Linked DNA regions of Mus musculus: region 1 is linked to region 2. A link is a loop called in an ENCODE intact Hi-C map of the cell type or tissue named here. Cell type or tissue: gastrocnemius. All regions are shown on one strand.

Region 1 (8,000 bases), 160 kb before region 2:
CTGTTTCCTCCATATTTAAAGAGCAAGTGCTCTTAAACTCGGATGTATCCACCTCTCCAGTCTCGTGCCCTCCATTTCTAAAGGGCGATTGCTCTTCACCTCTGAGCCATCTCTCCAGCTCTTCTTCTTCCATCTTTAAAGGGCAAGTTTTCTTAATCTCTGAGCTATCTCTCCAGCCCTATTTCCTCCAAAGGGCAAGTGCTGTTGAGCTCTGAGCCACATATCGCCAGCCCTACTTCATCAATCTTTTAAAGGGCAGGTGATCTTAAACTCAGAGCTGTCTCTCCAACCTACTTCCTCCATCTTTAAAGTGTAAGTGTCTTTACCACTGACCCCTCTCTGCAGCCATATTTCCTCTAACCTTAAATGGAAAGTGCTCCTAACCTCGGAAACATCTCTCCACCCTATGTCCTCCATCTTTAAAGGGCAATTTAGGCATTAATGATCATGATTGACAGGTATCAGCATTTAGTCTAGGCTCTGTCCCACAGTTACTTGGCAACAGCCAGTTGTGCCTGACTCGCTATAAAAGGGGCTATTTGCCCCCTCCTCTCTCACTTGCTTTATTTTTCTTGATCTGTCCCCCTCTCTCCCCACTCTCACCCACCCCCACTGTTTCTTTCGTGAAGAGTTTCTGTTGAGAAATTCATTGACCATCTCCAGGTGAAGATCCCCCCCCCCCCCGAATAGGAAGTCACTTCTCTTTCAAAGAAGTAAATTGTATTTTAGGGTGACAAGAGCCTTAAATGCCAGAGATTTATAAACTGAAGTAGCCTTTTTTAAGGCACGGGGACATCTACAGAGTAAGCCAGAATCTTGACCATGAGACTGGCTGAGGCTGGGAGAGGGAGTGGATGCTTCATGTGACCCTGGGTTGGCAGTCAAAACCACACACAGAACACACAACTGCTTTAAGAGCTGTGCATTGGGCCTCCACCACCATACACTCAAGCCAGGAGATCTCAGACACCTGACACTGAAAGTTGATCTCCCCAGCACTCAGCAGTATGGATGCTGACACGTGACCAAAGGCTGGGGGAGCACCAGTGAGAAGGAGCCCCAGAATGATGGCCTAGTGAGGTCATTATCAAGTTGAGAAGCAGTCACTGGGGCTGTTGCCCTCACAGCTGCCTTCTCCACAGCACAGCCCTGCTCCACTCAAGATTCAATACAGGCTGAAAGTCCTGCAGAAGAAGCCAGCAGTGGCATACATTTTTCTCAACCGACTTTAACAAGGGCTCAACCTTCCCTCTAGCCCACCACCCACCAGAGGTAGTGGGAAAGAAAGGGTATTGGGATATGGGGGATGTGGACCTGTTTAAAAATAGATTTCTGGAGTGATTCCAATCATCTTTGTCCTCCGTTCAGTACACTAGCAAACACCACACACAAATCAACAGCTGCAGTCCAGTCCACTCAGCAGACACCACACATGAATCAGCAAGAACAGTTCAATCCAGAAGAAAATTAGAGGCTTGCCAACCAGTCTGAGTCCACGGAAGCAGCAAGAAGCCACAGGAACATCAGGAGCAGTGCTTTGGCAAGTTTCTATGAAGTCACCACAAGCTAGGCTCAGCAATGCAATGTAAGGTGAATCAATACCTGTATGTTGTAGGGAAGAACAGTGAGGTAGAGCAAGGCAAACCAATGCTCTAGCTCCCACTGTCTGTGGGTCATATTTATATTCTATCTAAACATCAAGCATCCTTTCACGTGTTTGCTGTAGCAAAACATCCTTTCACCTGTGTCTGCTTCAGTGAAACATTGTTTCACATGTCTGCCCTGTGTCTGTGAAACATTGTTTCCGGTGTCTGCTTTAACAAAACATCCTTTCACCTGTGTGGCCCAGCAACACATCATTTGACATAAATAAATGGCTTTCAAAAGAAAGCAGTTTTCACTTCAGGGCCCCACCCAACAAAGCCCTGGGAGTTGTGAACAGGCAGTGAGGCAGCATGAACATAACTAGTGTGGAGAGAAGGAAGGGGTTTGAGTGGCACGTCCAGTTGAAACTTTGCCTCTGATTTCTGGAATAGGGTCATGCTTCTAAGAATGGCTACAAGAGTACAGACTTCACAAAGCCCCAGTCGGCAGTTCTAACACCCAGGGTCGGTCTTCCAGATGATTCTGTGGTGAACCCAAAGTCAGCTTGTGATTCTGCACTACCTTCTGAACTCTCAGGCCTGGGATTGGCCAACCTCCTGGTGGCTGGAACAGAACACCTCATAGAATTATGGGAAGAGATGTTCCACTCAGGGCTCAGGGAATACCGTGCATCATGGTGGGGAAAGGCCTAGTGGCTGAGTGGCTTGATCTGTGGCTGCTGAAGCCAGCAGTAAGTCAAATGTGTTGGGAAGCAGAAAGAATGGACTAGATCCAGGGTGGGACTGTAACCATCAAGGCCCTCCCCCATTTTATTTCAGTTAGCCCCACCTCCCAAAGCTCCAAGTACCACCAGCTTTGAACCAAGAGCTCAAAAACATAAGCCGGTAGTAGGGGACGGTTCACCTTCAACCTATAACAGGAGGCATTCATAGAGACTTGTGTCCAGAGCAGTAACCAACTAGACCCCCACTGCTTGTGTTAGCATTTTATCTAGGCTCTGCCTCACAGTTACCTGGCAACAGTCAGGTATGCCTGACTCCAGTTATGCCCCCTCCTCTCTTGCGTTTTTGTTCTAGCTCTGACCTCTCCCTCCTGCTCCCCATCTCTCCTCATTCTCCTCCCCCTTCTCTCTCCACATGTTCATGACCAGCCTCTCCCTCCTCCTCCTCCTCTTCCTCTTCCTCTTCTCTCTCTCTCTCTCTCTCTCTCTCTGTGTTTCTCTGTCTTACTACCCTCTCAACTGCCCTCCCCATCCCCTGAATAAACTGTATTCTATTCTATACTATACTATACTATACTAGTGGCTGGTCCCTCAGGGAGAAGGGATGCCTCAGCATGGGCCGTTGGAAGCACCCCCTTCCTCCACACCTGACTGCACAAACACCAAAACAAATTCCTTCTCTCTATCTTTTTATAAAACACAACAGCTCAGACTTCAAGAGAGGAAGAGTGAACCATCTCAGTTCCCACAGTTTACTGAAAACACTGGCTGGCCCAGCAGCACCCGGGTGGGGGGGGGGGGTTCATGTGCACCTGCGATCTTAAAACCCACCACGTGAAGGCCCAAGGAAAGCAGGGGGGGGGGGTCATAGGAGATACCTAAGTGGAGGCCCTTAAGGGACAGAGAGAAGGCCAAGGTCTGCCCACAAAGATGTGAAAAACAACTGATGGAGTGAAAATAGTGCCCTTGCTTTGGGCAATTCCTGAGGCATGAACAGAGGGGCATTAGGGACAGGAGAGAGCTGTTTCAGGTGGCAAAAACCCTTCCATGGACCTTTCCCTGCCTCCAGGAGCTCCCTAGCTACACGGCACCTCCACTCAACAGACGCAACCCCCACCCACACTCACACCCACACTGCAACCCCTTCCTTGCCCACCTTCATCCCTGTCCCATGCTTGTATCCTTGGAGAGAGGAGGGCAGGGAAGCTGTGTGAGTCACCAGTGACCTTTGGCAAGGCTGAATGGGATTCCCTCAATGTTTCCACTAGAGGGCTCCCTCATCTGGAGCCAGATCCCCTGAGCCAGTTCCCAAGGACACCATGGGGGAGGGGGGGCAGGGAGCCCTTTTCCTACAAGAAGCCCTCCCAGGTTGAGGAACATGGGAAGCAGCTTCTTCCAGCAATTCCCTATGTCATTTTTCTCCCCCAGTGGCATCCCTGCATGTTCTGACCTCCAGGGAATCAGCCTGGGGAATAAGAAGCCAGAAGCCATGCTGAACACACTTAACTCCAAACAGCTCAGGCTTCCCTCCTCCAGCCTATAACAGTCTTAGCTGCCCCCAATGCTTTTATAAGCTGTACTTCTACAGGACCCACGGGATACTCCAGGCTGGCCCCCAGCCTCTATAACTGGTCTCCTAGGCTCCTCCCCATCTAGTTGCCAGGTTTCCTTTAGATGTGGTAGAAAGCTAAGTGGATTGCTCTGTTCATCCTCTGCCTCAGGATGTCTATGTCGCCTTCCTTCTTCCTTCCTCTGTCTCCTCAGCCCACCAAAGGAACCCTTTGCAACATGTAGGATGCCTTCATCACTATGACGTAAGTGGTGGCGACAGAGCAGTATGTTTATTGCATCCGTGGAAATGGTCTGGCCCCCAGCTCCCACTCTGATCCCCAGTTAGTGCCCTGGTTCCCAGCTCCTGCTCTGGTCCCCCAGCTCCTGCACTGGTCCCCAGCTTGCACCCTGAGAGCTCTCGCCCTGGTCCCTAGTTTGTGCCCTGGTCCCCAGTTCCTGCTCTGGTCCCCAGCTCCTGCCCTGGCCTCCAGCTCCCCCTGTGATCCCCAGCTGCCATTGGGTCCCCAGCTCATGCCCTGATCCCCAACTCGTGCCTTGGTCTCAGTTCCTGTCATAGTTCCTATTCTGATCCCCATCTCGAGCCCTGGTCCCCAGTTCCCTCCCTGCCTTTCACATTGGCATCACCTTTGCCACATTACGTTCTGGTCACCTTCTACCTTCACATCTTCTGTCATGTCATGAATTTATCACCATGTCTGAATTTATCTTCTCTGGCCAATCTATGGTAGCTAAGTTCACTTCCAACTTCCTTCTTTAAAAACAATGTTACTGAGAATGACCTTCTCCTTGTAAGAGCGCTACAGTGGGATTGCTGGATGTATCGATTTGCTGGATGTGCCAATCCATATTATGTGGTAACGTTACTACAACAAAGTGCCTGAGGCTAGTTAGGGATAAACAAAAAGGTTTCAGCTCTCGTTATTTTGGAGACAGAAAGTCCAAACAGTATGGTAAACTCTGACTGGGCCCTTAAGGCTGCCTCACCGTGGGGGTATATCTTCGTGGGAGGAGCATACAATGGAGTTTGCTGATCCATCTAGGCTGGCTGGCCAGTGAGCTCTCAGAATGGCTATCACCTCCCAAAGACAGAAGTCACAGCTCTTTATATGGATGCTGGCAATTCCAAACTCAGGTCCTCATGTTTGCACAGCAAAAACTCTTCACTCACTGAGCTATCTCCCCAGGCCCTGATTTCTTTTCTTGTCTACAGATTCCAGTATGTTCCCGCACGCCCTTAAAAATGGGTGCTGTGGTTTGGTGTGAAATGACCCCTACGGACTGGTATTTACAAGGTTCAGGCCCTAGCTGGCAACACCGTAGTGGGCCTCAGATCTAGCTGGCCAGTGTAGGACAGTCAGGGTGGAGCTTATGGATATAACCTTGTCTGTTTCCATCCTGATCTCTGTTCTACCTGGACTGCTGCGATGGAGCAAGCAGAGTCCCAAGCTCCTGTTGTCATGGATACGAGCAGCTCCAGGACCACACCTTCCCCCATGGTGGACTGTGTCCTCTGGACAGTGATCAAAACAAATCTCTCCCTGTTGGGTTTTCCGGTGATGTATTATGGCATTGACAAGAAAAGCATCAGATTACCAATGAGCGTCTCGTCATTGGCATGGGCCCAGTTCATCCTCTTGATGCGATGTCATGCGAGCTCCACCACATAACCACTCAACTACAGCATTCTTGTGCTTTTCTGAAACGCTCTTCCATCCTTCCAAGCCTCAGGCTGCTGTGCCTCCTCCTCTGAGCTGCTGAGGCAGGTGCAGCTACCACACTGGCCTTGAAGGTCTGCTTGGCCAGTAACCATTTAACTGGGGCATATCTGAATACCGACCCCGCTGACCAGCTGGCTCCTAGAAGACAAACGGCTTGCAGTAAATTCCTCTTTGACCTGTAAGGGGTGTAGAAATTTGGCAATATGCAGGTGTCAGATGTGTGGCAGGGCCTACTGGCCTCCCTGTACTGTGGGTTTACAAGCAGAAGGTAAAACTGGAGAGGCCAACGTTGAAAGAAGAGGGGTCATAAAGATCTGAACCAGCCTTCTGGGGGTACGAGTGTGGGGGAGGATGCATCTCTGTACTTCACATACACAGGCTGGCTAGTTCATTATAGAGCCCAGGCAGCCACCACACCATTTTACAGCTGAAGAAAGAACCCTTAGAGACCTTTTACATCACATCCAATTCAGACCTCTGCATTTCATGACTTCCAGGCTCTCTGACTTCCCAGCAACAGCTTCCCCCAAAGAAATATTCTACAAGCAGCCAGGCACCAGACAGGTAGGCCCTGGATCAGGCAAGACCTTGGTCCCACAGGCCCACGTCGAACAACGTGTGTTAAGGAAACTGATGTGTACGGAGACCTTCTGACTAATGTTTGCCATGAGTGTGTTTCTCAAAATTCAATTAAGCAAGGACAGAAAATAAAAGCAAAGGCCGGTGGACATAGAGACACAGAGATAAGAAATGGCTAAGCCAGAGCACACTAAGTAAGAAACCAGGCATTCAGGCAGATTACAGCTAGAAAAACACAAGATAGCCAGGTGGGAGCCACTAGCCCAGAACAACAGGCAGGACTCAGAGGCCTTAAGCAGGGCCAACAGGTGGGCCAGGCAGGTGGGCCAAGCAGGTGGGATAGGCAGCTGGGATAGGCAGCTGGGGCAGGCAGCTGGGACAGGTCAGTTGCTGAGGACCCAGGCATCCAGCAGCAGGGACAGGCAGCTGGGATAGGCAGCTGGAACAGGCAGCTGAGACAAGTCACTCCCTGGGGACCCAGGCATCCAGCAACAGCCCAGGGCAGGCACAGAACACAGGCCTTATGACTGAATGGTAGTCTCAGAGCGTTTATAAGGCCTTGGTCAAGGCCATAACCAATCACAGCTGGAACCTGATGGGCAGAGCCAGCCTTGGTGAAGGAGAGAGATCTACAGCCCTCAATAGTTTCCTGTCTGTGTCTGTTTTCAGGGCTCCCTGGTTCCAGTGTCTTTGTTCTTTGGCACTTACACATGTGAACTCTAATTTGGGCTTTTTGAGGTAGCGATGGTCGCCTCATAAAGCCAGGGCTGTTTCTGCTGACCCAAGGTGTGGTACTTTGGCATCTTACTGGCCCATGACACCTTCCGTTTGCATGGCCTTGCTGGCTGCCTGCAACCAAGACCCAGTCATGCTGTAGGCATGGAGTTGGAATGGGGTGGCTTAGGCTGGGACCATTTACTCCTGTGACAGCAAAGTATGTGCTGGCTGTCATTCCAGCTTTACACATAAGGGACCAGAGCAGCCTGGACCCTGCGTGGCGGAGCTTGTGAGAAATCTTTGGTTGCAAATGATCCCTTGAATAGTCTACGCCACAAAGCTAGACAGGAATGAGCATCACCATGGCTCCTCAAGCTGAGGAGGTGTGTGTGTCTACACAGAGTCCCTCAGAGAAAGAACCCTCCTGATTCCAGCCCCAGGACTGGGACAGATGAGCTAGCCAGAGAACAATGGTGTTGTTACACAGCATCGAGGAAGAACTTCTGGAAAGACTCACCACCTTATACCCCTCCACACTTCAAGCAACCAGTGCCATGTGGATCCAGCCATTCTTGAGGCTCCCATACTGAGCAGGGGGGAGAAAGAGCTGGTGTTTTCTTGAGTTTCTGGCAGCAGTAAATCTGTAAAGGCTTAGAATGAAGAAGCAGTCAGTCAGTCTCTCCCTCCCTCCAGCAACTGCAGAAGTCCCACCTGCCCCAAGCCTCAAGGTCAAACCCATGGTGGGTCTTTCACACCAGAAGCCCCTATCCCACCACCCATGCCTTGGCCTCAAAACTGTGGGAACCCGAGTGTGGGGCCCAGAAGAGACCTTTCCTCTGTACCTCTGGCAGGCAAGCGTGGTCCAGCTTCCTGACAAGTCTCTAAAGCAGAGCACCTCCTCTTCATTACAGTGCTCCCTGTGGGGTGTGCCTGGCCCACACCCCACACACCCCAAGGAGGGAAGGGCAAAAGGTGAGGTGCTGGTGGGATGTGTGGAGGGCTATTTTTAGCTCATGCTTAAGCTTACTCAGGAAATGGTTCCATTAAAGCCGTCATCCTCAGAGGCCATCCAGAGACGTGTGCCTGGG
Region 2 (8,000 bases):
GGCACGTGGCAAATTCTGGTGGAAGGAGCAAGCAGATAGATGGTGATAGCAAGGGGCCATAGCTGCTGAGAAATGCAGAGAGCACCATCACGGAGCATGTTTAGTGAGGCGGAGAAAGCGGAAGCGGGTCTTCGTCTTCAAGGACTCGATCCCGGAGCAGTGCCAGGATCCATGCATGTCCCTTACTCTGCCCCCGTTGTGCCAGGTTCTCTCTATCAAGGTTGCCTTGTGGGGCCTCAGGCTAGTCACGTTCCAGAGTTGTAAGGACACTGAAGATGAAGTCTCTGACACAGGCCCAGGGGCGGGGGACGGGGGTTGGGGGGGAGTGGAGCTAAAGATCCCCCTATCATCCATCTGGGTTGTTTGTTGGGGCCTTCAGCTATTCTAGGAATCATGCTGACACACCAGAATGACAGAGGACATCCTGGGGGGCTTATGAGTCCCCCAGAGACCTATGGGAGCAGGGAGCAAGGGGAAGATGAGGCTGATTGGTAAGCTGTTTGTTTTGACCCATTGCCACCGCAGTGCCCAGTTACAGGCTATACAGCAGGAAAGGGTCCTTCACAAAACCCCTTCCCAAATGTCAGGCATCAATATCTAATCTTCTTAAGCTTAAAACATCCAGTGTGCCAGGTATGGTGTCTTCAGCCTATCAGTTGGCACCTTGAGCTGTCAGTTATCTGAGTTCCCAGGACAACACACCCCTCCCAAAGGGGCTGCACCCATAGTACCTGAGATGAGTGTGTCCTGGCACTGGATGGGGGCAGGGGAGTGGTTGGGGCATTCTCCGAGAGCTGAACTATACTTACATTGTTAATTTGTTGTAAAGCTTTTACAAATCAAGGCAAGGGGGCTGGAGAGATGGTGTGGCGATTAAGAACACTCTCTGCTGATCTTAGCAAAAGAGCCAGGTTGGATTCCCACCCAGGTTGGAGCCACCCACAAGGTGGCTCACAAGCTATCTTTAACTCCATTTCTAGGGAAATATGAAACACCCTCTGGCTTCCGTGATGCACAGAAATACGTGCAGGCAAGACACCCACATACATAAAATAAAAATAAATCTTTTTTTTAATATGATGCATGAGAAAAGAATTTAGCATGGTGCCTGGCACAGAATAGTTGCTTAATAATGCTGCTAACAGCCAACACAAGCCCTTACCAGCTTTCCCAAATCCCCAGTGGAGATGAGATGGGCTTTCTATCAGGCCTCAGTAGCCTGTCCTTTGGAGTGATTAAACCTACCTGTTCATTCTCAGAGATAGATTTGGAGAAAGTGAGGGCCAGAGAAATGACCCAGCCCCTCCTCTTTCCTTCTGGCACAGTCACCCAGGCTGCTCCCCAGTAGAAAAAGGTTGACCAGCCCAGACAACCAGCACAGCGGCCACCACTGCCCTCTCCTGGCAGAGGCAAAACCAACACATCTCTGGAGCCTCCAGGAAAGAGGCAGAAAGAAAGCAGCTAGGGATGTCTTTGGAAGTGCTAAATGCCAGCCTCAGACCTACATATACTTGGCTCCAATTTTAGACCTCAGTTCTGAGAGTCACTCAGGACCGATGCCCCTTTCCTTCCTGCGCTGTTTCCTCCCCAACACCATCCACTGAATGGCTGCCACAGCGCCCAGTGGCTGCGGTGGTATAACTCACATGAAACCCTTCCCCTGCTCATCTGCTTCCTCAGCATCAGGTCTAGAGTAACATCACCACCACCCCCCATGGACACCCCATTCCAAGAAACCACCCAACTGTCTGCAACTCCACTGCCCCTGTTCCCTGGATCCCTTTCTTTTGCTTTAGACAAAATAAGGGATCATGCTGATCTCTTTCTTGTGCTTTGGTTGGTATCCAGACAAAATAAGGGGCCGTGCTAGATCGGACCTGGTGCCCACTCCACATGAGAGAATTTACATCTGGTACCGAAAACTCAGTCAGAAGCCTGTGGCCAAAGAAGTCATAGACTCTAGTAGAGAAACCATTGCTGTTGGTTTGCTAAATGGACATGGTGTGCCCAAGAATGGCCATCTAAATAACTACATCTGTGCCCAGAGAATACTGCTCCTGTCCACTCTAGTCAGAGAAGCTTCTTTTTGCAATGATCAGCCATAGTTGTGAAGATTGATGCCTGGTCAAGAACAGAGAGAAGAAATGACCATCGGATACCCATGCATAAATGGGACGTCTGTATCATCCAGACCCCAGGGAACATCCTTCCGAAGCCCAGGGAACATCTTGGGGGGGGGGAAGAAGTAGAAGGAACGTAAGAGCCTGGGGAAGTTGGGGAATTGGGGTGAGGTGCTGACTTCCTGGCGTGACGTGGCTGCTGTGCTTATGAACTCACACCAGCTGTGACTGGCTACCTGCACAGAGACAGCATAGGATTAGGCCCCTCAAGATCCCGTCATAAACCTGGATGTGATGTCACATGCCCTCCATCTCAGCACTAGGGAGGCAGAGGCAATCTTTGTGTTGAGACCAGCCTGGTCTAGATAGCTAGTTCCAGGCCAACCGAGGCTACACAGTGAAACCCTGGCTCATAAAAGGGGAGGTGATCTGGAAGTGGAAGGGAAGCTACCTGAGAAGAAAAATATAATCAAAATCAATACATGTGTGAAAATGTGATGAAACCCATCGTTATGTATGATTAATGTGTGCTGATAAAAAAGCATTTTAAAGGAGAAACCACACTTGGGATTTCCCACAGAGAGCTAATGGGGGGTTGGCTAAGACACAAAAGAGAAAGGGGAACACCTGTCACTCTCTGGGGATTAGGAAGCCCAGAAAGTCACCCTAGAACTGAAGGAGGCAGGCTCGAGCAGGGAGAACCTGTGGTGCTTTCTGGACTTGAAGGCATGGGACTAGAGAAAGCACGGCTGAATATCAAAGGCTATATGACATTCTGACAAGGTATCCGACTCTGGATCTGCAGGGGAAAGGGCAAGGGTTACACAGCTGTCCTAGGAGGAATGTGGGTGATGTCTCCAGGTCCCTTGCCAGAGCCTCTGCTCAGAAATAAAAGATCACCCCTCCTCTGCTGGCTTGCTTCCATTTTTTTTTTAAGCTTTCAGGGTGTCTGCTAAGATATCTGAGTCTGATGGCTGTCACAGTAGCCACTTAATTTCTGCCCAAAGGAAAGCAAACAGAGCCAAGGTACAAACACCCCAACTCCCAGACTTTAGGGTCAGCACAGCTAAGACACAGAGAAGTCACTCAGTCTCTGTCTCTCTGTCTCTGTCTCTCTGTCTGTCTTTCACACACACACACACACACACACACACACAACACATACACACACGTGCACACACATCTGTGTCTCTCTCTTCCTCCCTCTTCCCCCTCCCCCTCTCCCTCCCCTCCCCCTTTTTCTCTCTGTCTCTCTCTGTTTCTCTCTCACACACATACACACACACACACACACACACACACGCACACACGCACACATCTGTGTCCCTTTGTCTCTCTCTCTGTGTCTCTCTCTGTCTCTGTCTTTCTCTCTCTTTCTCTCACACACACATACACAGCACACACACACACACACACACAACACAAACACACACAGCACAGAGCCAGTCCTACCCTCCTTTCACCTGCCTTCCTTTGTGGCTCTATCTACAATCTGCAGGCTCCGAGCGCCCCCTGCTGTCCATTGTCACATCTATACCAGCACACTGAACAGTGAGCCCTTACCTTAGGGACTGGGACAACACCCTACTTATGTGAGCCACAGAAGAGGCTTAGCACCATTTGGGGTTCCCTTCTCCCCTCCACTGCCTCCAGTACAGAGGTGGATTGCCTGGCAGAGATCTGTGCTGAGAGCCACAGGTGCCCTGACTCTGGGCCCCCTGTAGGGTCATAGGAGAATTGTCCCAAGTTCTGAGGTTGAACCCTAAGAGAGAAATAAAGGGGCCAGGTTCAGGGCTCCTTAATGGAGTCTATTACAGATCTCTGTCCCTGGTTGGAGGTTGAGAAACCCCCTTTCTTCTTCACATCTGGCATTTCTTGCCCAAGCTGTGGACTCCCGAAGGCTCCTGTGCCGTCTACAAGGCTGTCACAAACCCATGTGGCACCAGCCTGATAGTCCTTCCATGAAACATATTAAGGTATTCCACTTGTGTCCAGAGCCAAGAAGGGAGAGAAGGCACATGGGCTGACAGGGAGGTTGAGAGAACCACATGGCACAGTACACACACATCACACATTTGCACTAGTGAATATAGACATGCATTGCACACATGTATACACACGCATACACAAACATATGCATTTGGGCTTTATGGGTCATATAAGTGTATACATCTTAATGGAGGCATCCTACAGACACCGGCCACCAGCATAGCAACCATCTCTGCAAATGTGTGCACATACCCTGGTCACTGCTCACATGCACACATCCCAAAAGTGCTGAAATGATTCCACAGTGAGACGGAACTAAATTTGAAGCCTGATTTTGCCCTTGCCCTTGCCCTTGGGCTTGTACAACTTTCAGAGTCTCAGTTTCCCCATCTTTGAAAATGGGTACTAAGGTTACCTGCATCCAGGGCTATAGGGACTGAAGAGGATAATGTGTGTGGTTGGCCAGGTACAGCACAAATGTTCTGTGACTGACAGAACACATCCCAGGCCTGTTTGTGACAGGATTGGAAAGGGACAAGAATGGTCCCTATCTATGATTTGAAACACTGTGGCCTCAACCTAGGTATACACGTGACCAGGAGCACGCACACACTGGGGGCACTTGTGTGTTTCCACTGTTTATTGAGGCTGCTTAGCTACCGCTGTGCTTAGAGCCCATGAAGCCCAACCCTCTGGTGCCTGTTGGGACAGGACCTGGCTGGATTCTAGCATTCCTGCTGCCTCCACTTCCTCTTGGTCACAGACAAGGAGTGCAAACTAGACAGCTTAGGGATCATTTAATCCCTAGGCCACAAAAGGCTTTACTTTGATACATTGTGGCCTTGGCGTGAGACTTGGGGAGCCTAGGATACATTGTGGCCTTGGTGTGAGACTTGGGGAGCATAGGGTTCTCCTGAGGACTCTACGGCCTGCTCACCCCCTCCCTGTTTGCACAAGCTGCATATGCTAAGACCATAGCTCTGTTGAAGCAAAGCTCTGGGGTCCAAGCACATATCCTCCCAATACCCTATGGCCTATGGCAGAGGAAAGGAGTTCTTTGTCCTGTGTCAAGAGGAAAAGGACCATGGTTCATGTGCTGACACAGAGCCACAGAGCCATCAAGCCAGTCACAAGGTCTATGGGGCTTCAAGGCCACCCCCTGGAGGCTTTATATCAGTCACAACACTCCCAACACACCAGGTCCCAAATGACTTGTCGGAGACCCTCCCCTAATGCTCTGACAGGCATGATGGCATGCCCAGCACCTCTTCATCTGTCCTCTGAAGTAAACGGACCACAAGATAGCCAGTACTACCCTCATTGGTCCATCTCCCTCTATAAATGAGCAAGGCCACCTCACCTTAACTGGGCAACCTCACCTTAACTCTAGGGCACAGCCCTCCTTCGAGGGGTGACATCCCAGAACCATGAGTGTACCCTGCCTGCTCATCTTAAGAGAGAATCTGAAGGCCAGGCAGAGAAAGGGCCTAAGCCACACAGCTTAGAAGCAGTAGAAGCAGGCTGACCAAACCCCATTAGCAGACAAAGGTAGACCTCTCCCTCTGAGCTTTGTTAAGTACACTGCCCAGCTGGTGAAATGGGAGAAAAATGGGGAGAGGGGCCATGTACCCTAAATTCATGGAACTCCCTCTCCTGGAAGGAGCAGCTCTCCAGGGCCAACCTGAGAAATAACAGAGTCCCTTCTGGAACTTCCCAGCAGGTTGGTGGATCAGGGGGAAGCATTATCGCAGCCAGCCATGGATCTGGGTAATGACATTACACCTGCCTACCATGGGAGACAGAAATAGGGAACAGTACTGGCACAGGATCTAGTTCAGGCCCCTACCTGGAGGAACTCCAGCCTCAGTTTACCCAGCTGTCAAATGAAGATAACATTTGTGCTCCCCTCTGGCCACCACACTATGCTACCTAAGATTGCTCTTTAGTTTGAGTCTCTACCTCCAAAGGCCTGGTGGGTGCCTGCCCATAGCCACTCTGGCTCAGCCCTGCAGGCCAAGAGCAGAGAAAAGCAGGGGCCTGGGTAAGCATTCCTCAGGCCCCTCTAGCCTGCTCCCAGCTTCCTTTTAGAGCCTCCAGATAGGAAAGGCCAGACCAGCTTACCAGCACAGACCAAGGTTTCTGTTTCAATACAGTCCAGTTCTCTACCCCCAGCCTGAAAACCACAGCCCACGGAAGGAAGGAGGATTAAGACACTACGAAAGGACCCTTTGTAAGGAGCTGAGCATGGACGGAAGCACAGACAAGCCTTTTTTCTCCTGATTAGCACAACCGCAGCCAGGATCGTGACCCTCTTAACAGGAAGAAACTGAGGCCGGAAATATGGGAGGCTTCAAAAGCAGTAAGGGCATGACTCATGCCTCCAGGATTCCTTCCCATAGAGAAGCCACCAACTAAAACAGTGAGCCAGAGACCCTGACAGAGTCGGGGTGCTAAGCCTCAGGTACCCCTGTGGGGGCATGGCAGAGGGCAGGTCCCGGGGCGGAGCTTGCAACCTCTGTTCCTGTAGACACCTGGTATCCACCTGCGGTGGTCCGCGTGCCTGGGCAGGGAGGCTGCTCAGGGCGGCCCAGACTGGGCAAGATGGGACGGGACAGGACGGGACTGGACGCGACGCGGGCGGTGCCGCCACATCTGAGCACAGCATTCCAGGGCACCGCGCCCGGGACAAGGAAGGAGCTTCCCAAAGCTGAAATGGAACCTCCCCTTGCAGGCTGCTATGGACCTGAGAGTCTCAGCACAAGAAGGAGGATGCTACCTGTACCCCAGTCCCAGAGAGCCTCCCCTGGTCCCACCACCCTCATCAATCACTCATTAGACAGTTCCTGCTGGTCGGGAGGTGGGAAGGATGAATACAGGAGCTTACAAAGGCATTCCTTGACCTCTACCCTCTTACCTGCCAAGGTTCTTAGTCTCCACCCTCACTGCCCCCTACTCACCCACCACACTAGCCACGATGTCTCCACTACCCTACTATGGCTCAGGGAAACCTTTTGCCCAGGAGGCGGCCAGTACTGATCCCTGACCCTCATCCACTTCAAACTCACTAGTGAGGCTCCTCCTTCCCCCACCCTCACACACAACCCTGACAGGTCTTCCCCATAGGTCCTTTGGGTCCTGGCCCTAGACCCTCCAACACCTCTCAGATAAGCAGATCCAAACTCTGTGTGAACAAAGAGAACTTTATAAGCGATCAGCCAGCACCTCAGCCCTGGGCCTTCCCAGTTTCCCATTCACACACACAGAGGTCTACATATTCTCCCATGCATGTGTGCATGGATACACACATACACACACACACACACACACACACCCTTGATATCCCCCAATCCTGTGGCCTTGGTTCTCATGGGTTTCTTACCCCCATCCCCCATCCCTCTACCCCACCCACCCTTCCACCCCCACCTCCCACCCAACCCCCGACATCTGGCAACTGTATTTCAAAATGCTGAGCAATCTAGGCCAGCAAGATGGAGCCTCAAGTCCTAAAGCCCATGGTGGGAGGAAAAAACAACTCCCAAAATGTATCTCCTGAGCTACATACACACACACACTAACAATAACAACAATGATAAATATAATAGAAATCTTTTAATTTAAAAAAGGGAGAGGCTGGGCTGGAGAGATGGCTCAGTGGTTAAGAGCACTGAGTGCTCTTCCGAAGGTCCTGAGTTCAAGTCCCAGCAACCACATGGTGGCTCACAACCATTCGTAATGGGATCTGATGCCCTCTTCTGGTGTGTCTGAAGACAGCTACAGTGTACTTAGATATAATAATAAATAAATAAATCTCTTTTTTTAAGTGGGGAGGAGCTGGAGAGGTACCTCAATGGTTAAAAACATTTGTTGCTCTTACAGAAGACCCATGCCTGG

What was found. A loop is a pair of places that touch in the nucleus more often than their neighbours do. Peaks named below come from ENCODE experiments on the same cell type or tissue, not always from the same donor. Only the 100,000 strongest peaks of a DNase experiment are listed, where the experiment ranks them.
Region 1: it touches region 2 in a loop (6-fold over the local background); 23 of 42 quality-filtered maps call a loop at or near these places.

Annotation. Positions count from the first base shown.
Region 1 is chr15:101,492,986-101,500,985 of GRCm38, reverse strand. No RefSeq gene overlaps it. Among named protein-coding and RNA genes, the nearest start is that of Krt83, 5.5 kb to the right of the region's middle. In gastrocnemius, a CTCF peak has its summit at 3,588 (motif pointing right); no DNase peak of the experiment used is centred here.
Region 2 is chr15:101,335,369-101,343,368 of GRCm38, reverse strand. No RefSeq gene overlaps it. Among named protein-coding and RNA genes, the nearest start is that of Gm35853, 19 kb to the left of the region's middle. In gastrocnemius, CTCF peaks have their summits at 1,402 (motif pointing left) and 3,664 (motif pointing left); DNase peaks (open chromatin) are centred at 1,390 and 3,630; H3K4me3 peaks cover 499 bases; H3K27ac peaks cover 3,292 bases.